Regions from separate parts of the Homo sapiens genome. Here region 2 is linked to region 1. The links are chromatin contacts, found by Hi-C or POLR2A ChIA-PET in ENCODE. All regions are on one chromosome and are shown on one strand. Each heading gives the region's core, a stretch centred on a gene start or an enhancer-like site at or near the end of the contact. The rest is flanking DNA. Distances are from core to core; before and after follow the strand shown. Region 1 holds the start of ESS2 (ess-2 spliceosome associated protein). Region 2 holds the start of DGCR5 (DiGeorge syndrome critical region gene 5).

Region 1 (2,918 bases), core at 233-2,732:
CACTCCAGCCTGGGCGACAGAGCGAGACCGTCTCAAAAAAAAAAAAAAAAAAGAAAAAAGAAAGTCGGAGCTGCAGTCTGGGTGCTCCTGCCTCACAGGTCCACTGCTGTACATGCTAAGGAACTTGCTGAACCTCCTTCAAATTCTACTTCCCCAATGACTGGGGCTGGATTGAGGGAGCTTGAGGGCACTTTCTAGTGGGGTTGAGCATCCCATATGGTAGCCATGCTGCAACCTCTAACATTACTAAACACTCTTCTGAAGTCCGTGAAACCCTTCTCTCTCGCCCTTGCTAACTGGTCATTCTCATTCTCCATTGCTGGCTCCCCACAAGCCAGACCAATGTGGGTGTTGTCACTTTCATTCCACACATGACTTTCTATTTCCAATCTAAACCTTTCTCCTGGCGGGGCATGGTAGCTCACGCCTGTAATCCCAGCACTTTGAGAGGCCAAGGCGGGCGGATCACCTGAGGTCAGGAGTTCGAGACCAGCCTGGCCAACATGGTGAAACCCCACCACTACTAAAAATACAAAAATTAGCCGGGCGTGGTGGCGGGCACCTGTAGTCACAGCTACTCGGCAGGCTGAGGCAGGAGAATGGCTTGAACCCAGGAGGCAGAGGTTGGTTACAGTAAGCCGAGATCGCGCCACTGCACTCCAGCCTGGACGACGAGCGAGACTCCGTCTCAAAAAATAAAATAAAAATAAACCTTTTTCCTGAGTAACTTCAGCCAGTCACTACCACAAGTTGAGATTCCCAAGTCTGCACCTCCAGCCAGACCTTGCTCCCGAGCTGCATATCTGGGCACCCAACCGTCCGTTAAAGCCATCCATCTACATATCCCAAAAGGTGTCCCGAATTAAACAGGTCTAAAACCAAACTGACTTCCGCCAATCCCCGTTTCAGCTCCTCCTTCTGTGTGCGTGTGGTGGGGCGACGCAGGTCCACTCACTCGAGATGCTGTCACAACTGCGGTCTCTTTCCAGGAACCCCAGCATTCACACTTGCTGCCACCGCTCTTTAGAAAGCCCTCTTTGCCACCATCCTTCCAGTTTGTCAAACTCCTACTCACACTTTAACAGAAAATCTTCTTTCCCTGACCCCCGTCCCATACAAAGAGAGCCGCTCTCTCTTTTCCCTGACAACACTACTACAGCCTCTTCCACCACAGACGTCTTCCTCTGCCCTGTTTACTTGACTCGTGGGACCGTCCACACCCGGCTCCTCCACTTCCACGAGGAGACGGAGTGTCAACACCCGAGAGAGGGAACCTGAGAGGAGCTTGAAGCAGAGGATGGGCCCAGAAGTCGCCGGCGTCCGCACCGAGGTCGTACCTCGATATACTCTTCCTCGTCCAGGACCCGCTGCTTGCTCGTCGCAGCCCCAGCCTCTCCCGCCTCGCGCTTCCTCGGGGGCCTGGACGCGGCGGGAAGCAACAAGGACGACGCTGATGCGCCCGGCGTCTCCATCGCTATCCCAGGAAAAAGCTCGGGCCCAGCAGGCGCGTCACAGGGTGGAGGGGGCGGGACTGCACCATTTGCGCAGGCGCCTCCAATAGTTGGCCAATGGAAAAGCTGTGGCTCTAGAAAGCCAGCCCGCGCTCCGTTCTGACGTCACTATAAATGCTAGACTTTATTGGAAATGTAGTCCTTGTCCTGCCCCGCGCTATTCATGCTTGTCAATGCTGTGAACACGAGGGGGTGCTGTGGAGGTGGCGGGGAGGATGCTATAGGGCGTGTTCTTCACGCGAGAAATTCTGGCTTTGCAGCGTCCAAAGGCCTTAGAATTCTAATTTCCCACAAATAAGAACTATGTATGCTTCGAGATTATTCTACAAAAATACAAACCAGGAAATTTACTTATATAGGAGTTTCAAGCTTTATGCAAGAAAAGGGCCTTAAAACAATTTTTTTTTTGAGACGGAGTTTCGGTCTTGTTGCCCAGGCTGGAGTGCAATGGCATGATCTCGGCTCACCGGAGTTCCCGGGTTCAAGGGATTCTCCTGCCTCAGCCTCCCGAGTAGCTGGGATTACAGGCATGGGCCACCACGCCCGGCTAATTTTGCATTTTTAGTAGAGACAGGGTTTCTCTATGTTGGTCAGGCTGGTCTCTGGATTACAGGCGTGAGCCACCGCACCCGGCCAAAACAATCTTTTTTTTTTTTTTATAGTTATCTAACAAAAGGTGAAAGAACAAGACAGTGGTTCGATTAAGAAATGTCTAAAGATTATTCTGTAATCCCAGAACTTTGAGAGGCCAAGACAGGCGGATCACCTGAGGTCAGGAGTTCTAGACCAGCCTGGCCAACAAGATGAAACCCCATCTCTACTAAAAACACACAAAAAAATTAGCTGGGCATGGTGGTGGACGCCTGTAATCCCAGCTACTCGGAAGGCTGAGGCTGGAGAATTGCTTGAACCCAGGAGGCGGAGGTTGCAGTGAGCTGAGATTGCACCATTGCACTCCAGCCTGGGTAACAAGAGCAAAACTCTGTCAAAAAAAAAAAAAAGATTATTGGGCCCCCAAATGCCAGAGTGGGCTTCCCAGAAGAGGGATCATTCTCATTCAAGACCAGGCACGGTGGCTCACGCCTGTAACCTCAGCACTTTGGGAGACCCAGGCAGGTGGATCACTTGAAGTCAGGAGATTGAGACCAGCCTGGCCAACATGGTGAAACCCCAACTCTACTAAAAAAAAAAAAAAATACAAAGTGGTGGTAGGTGCCTGTAGTCCCAGCTACTTGGGAGGCTGAGGCAGGAAAATCACTCAAACCCAGGAGGTGGAAACTGCAGTGAGCAGAGATTGTGCCACTGCACTACAGCCTGGGTGACAGAGTGAAACTCTGTCAAGAAAAAAAAAAATTAATATTCAAGTGAACCAGAAAATTGCCTCGGCATTTTTAAGGAATTTCTTCC
Region 2 (2,930 bases), core at 258-2,757, 170 kb before region 1:
CCATCTGTGCAATGGGTGATGACATCTTGGTGTGGCTCTGGGAGGACCTGTTGAGCCACCTCAGGGGCTGAGCTGGTGGCACTCGGCAGCCAGCACCCTCTGGGGAGGTGGCAGTGTGTGCACAGCCCACCCCTTCAGGAGGCCAGGGGACAGAGTGGCTGGGGGTGTCTGGGCCCCACCTCACCTTCTGTGTGGCTGGGAATGGCATGCACTCCACAATGCCCTCATAAGCCTAGGCTGGGACAAGGGTGATAGGGATAAAGCAGGCCAAGGTGATGAGGGCCACAGAGCGGCAGCCAGAGGCATGTGGGCAGTGCAGCCTCCACACCAGGCAGAGGGCCCGGCCAGCATGGCTCCACCCTGGGAAGCTGCCTGCCACTGGGATCAGATGGGAGCACCAGGGCTCTGGGAGGTCCTCACTTCCTCTGGACAAGGCAGGCAGGTCACCAGCCCTGTGCCCTGCTCATCTCCCTCAGGGCCACCTCCATGGCCAGGGGCAGGCAGAGAGCACAGGGCTGCCCAGTCACCAGGTCTCTCTGCTTCATATCAGTGGACCTGGGCTCTGAGGGGAGCCATCAAGACCTCAGGCTGGCCCACTCCGTCCTTGAGTCAGGGTCCTACAGACTGACACCAGGTTGGCCTGCAAGACCCTGGTCCTGTCATGCAGGGTGGGCCTGGGGAGGACCCAGCCCAGCTGAGCTGACTCCCAGCACTCCTCCAGGTGCAGGGACAGCCTGGCAGTTGTCTGAAGACCCCGGGATGGGCTTAGGAGCTCATCATCATCGGATGCCCCCCGAGCAGAAGACGGAGAAGGAACACCCCCACCCTGTGTGGTGTGTGTAGGGGTGTCACTGGGTTCTCTGGCTCCATGACGCCCCCCCGGCCCCGCTGGGGGCTGGCTTAGTAGAGTGGGGGATGATACTAAGCAGGCGGCCTCGGAGAGCGTCTTCTGGGTTTGGAGGCCACATTCCGCAGGAAGGAAGAGGTGGGGGACCCCTGCAGGGTTATGGGTAACATCAGGCCTGGGTCCCCTCCCTGGGGTGGTGCAGAGAGGGCCACAAAGGCCCAAGAGGGCCCCCAGAACGCTCTTAAGCCTTGAGCCTGTTTCTTACTGAAAAATGGGGGCGATCGTGCTCCAGCAAGGGGCTTCTGTGCAGGGGGCGGGGGGGGGCGGGGGGTTCATGGGTTTCGTGAGGCCAGGAAGCGAGTGGGTCGCGCAGAGGCCATCCCCAGGCCTCAATGGCCCCAGCCGCCATCCCCTCCGCCGCCTGCAGGGCCGCCGCCTCTTCAGGAATGCGCGGCTTTGTCTAGGGCCGGGTGGGCTGAGCACCTCCTGCTGCCCGGCCTACGCTCCCCGGCCAGCCGCGCCGCTCACGCCCCAACTTGGGCCCGCGCCCCCCAGCCCCCGCCCAGGCCCGCGCCCCCCAGCCCCCGCCCAGGCAGGCGCCTGCGCCCAGGTGAGGGCCCCGCCCGCCGCCGCCTCCCGCGCCCTGCGCGCCCGCGGCCCGAGCCCCGCCCGAGCCGGGCGGAGCGGAGCGCGCGGAGCCTAGACCCGCTGCCGGGCCGGGGCTGGGCCGGAGCGGCGGCGCCTGGATGCCGGCCCGGGGCTGGGCCGGAGACTGGCGCCCGCCCCGAAGCGACTTTCGGTCCCCGACCCGCTCCGCCTGACCCCTATGATGAAGAGGGCGTCCACTGGAGGTGAGTGTCCACGCGGCGCCAGAGCCCAGCAGGCGGCGGGGCGCAGAGCGGGGTGGTTCGCCCCTCCTCGGAGCCGCAGGGCCCGTCCAGGGCTTCCAAGGCTGGGGAAGCGTAGCCGGGCGGCCGGGAGGGCCACCGCAGTGCCGCGCCAGGCTGGGGCCAAGGGCGCCCCGGCCCCGGGAGGGCGGAGCCGGAGGCAGCAGGAAAAGTTGCCGCTTCCCGGGTAAGTTGACGGCGATGGCGGGGCCGGGGGTGGCGGCCCGGGGGTCCCCGAGGCTGGGCCAGGTCCGGGGTGGGGGCCGCGGGCTGGAAGGACGGGGTCCGGCCTCGGCGCCGCGGCCACGAAGGGGTTAATGAGCGGGTTTTTTTGCAGAAACGCGGGTACCGAGAGTAGGTGGAGGTATCGGGCCGCCTCCGCCCCCGCCTCGCGGACTGGGCTCAGAACCTCCCGTTTTTCTGAGGTCAGGCCTCAGGGGGATCAATGGGGGCGTTGGCGGCAGTAGAGGGCGTGGGGGACAAGGTTGTCCCAACGCTGCCTCCAGGGCGGGCGGTGAGAGGAGGCAGCAATGCCCAGACATCCGCAGCCCGAGGGACATTGAGAGGCTTGGCTGGGGGAATCAGGGGTGGTGGGGCAATCAGCATCCCCTCCCTGGCAGCCTTCGTGAGACTCCCCCGCCCCACTGGGTGTGAGGTCCCGCAGTGGGGGGCAAGGGAGGGTGGGCTCCATGTGAGTTGGGCATGCCCTGCCTGGAGGGTGCTCCCCAGGTGCCCACCCAGGCTGCCCTGCTGATGTCCATGGTGTCGCAGGCTGCACACACGTTTCCTTGCACGTGCACATGTCTACACGGACTGCACACTTGCACACCTCTGGTGCACATGCGTGCCAGCGCCACCCCAGTGTACACATGCACGAACACTGGGTGCACACACGGACTCTGAGGGTGCATATCTGTGTCCTCGCCCCCGCTTGCACGCCCACGGCCACACATGCATGTACGCGACATGCCTGCTGTGGTCTCCACGGGTGGCACATGCTGGGGCCCCTTTCACAATACCCACTCCCGCACCCACATGCTCGTCTGTTGAGTGGGGAGGCCAGGCCCACAGACAGGGGCAAGACATCCTGGGCCCCACCTCTGCCTGCCTGCCTCCGTGTCCTGGGGGTCCCCGCCTCGGGCGTGTGTGCGTGTGTGTAACTTGGTATGCATCTGCACGTGTGTCTGTGCGCGTGA

The links. Hi-C counts contacts between places; a loop is a spot of excess contacts on that map. ChIA-PET counts read pairs that join two places held with the same protein, here RNA polymerase II (POLR2A). Pooled maps may share reads with other maps.
Region 2: a loop to region 1 is called in a pooled map, with 2.2 times the contacts of the local background. The contact joins the promoter of DGCR5 here to the promoter of ESS2 in region 1. A Hi-C loop is called at or near these places in 1 of 50 pooled maps. POLR2A ChIA-PET finds 5 or more read pairs at or near these places in 2 of 52 experiments (HEK293T and activated naive CD4-positive, alpha-beta T cell).

What each region holds. Positions count from the first base shown.
Region 1 is chr22:19,143,169-19,146,086 of GRCh38, forward strand. ESS2 (ess-2 spliceosome associated protein) reads right to left here and starts at 1,483. Exons shown (of 10, transcript NM_022719.3): 1 at 1,338-1,483. The coding sequence starts at 1,472. RefSeq lists an enhancer at 552-1,058.
Region 2 is chr22:18,968,961-18,971,890 of GRCh38, forward strand. It overlaps DGCR5 (DiGeorge syndrome critical region gene 5), which reads left to right and starts at 1,508. Exons shown (of 6, transcript NR_110533.2): 1 at 1,508-1,698. RefSeq lists an enhancer at 589-1,420.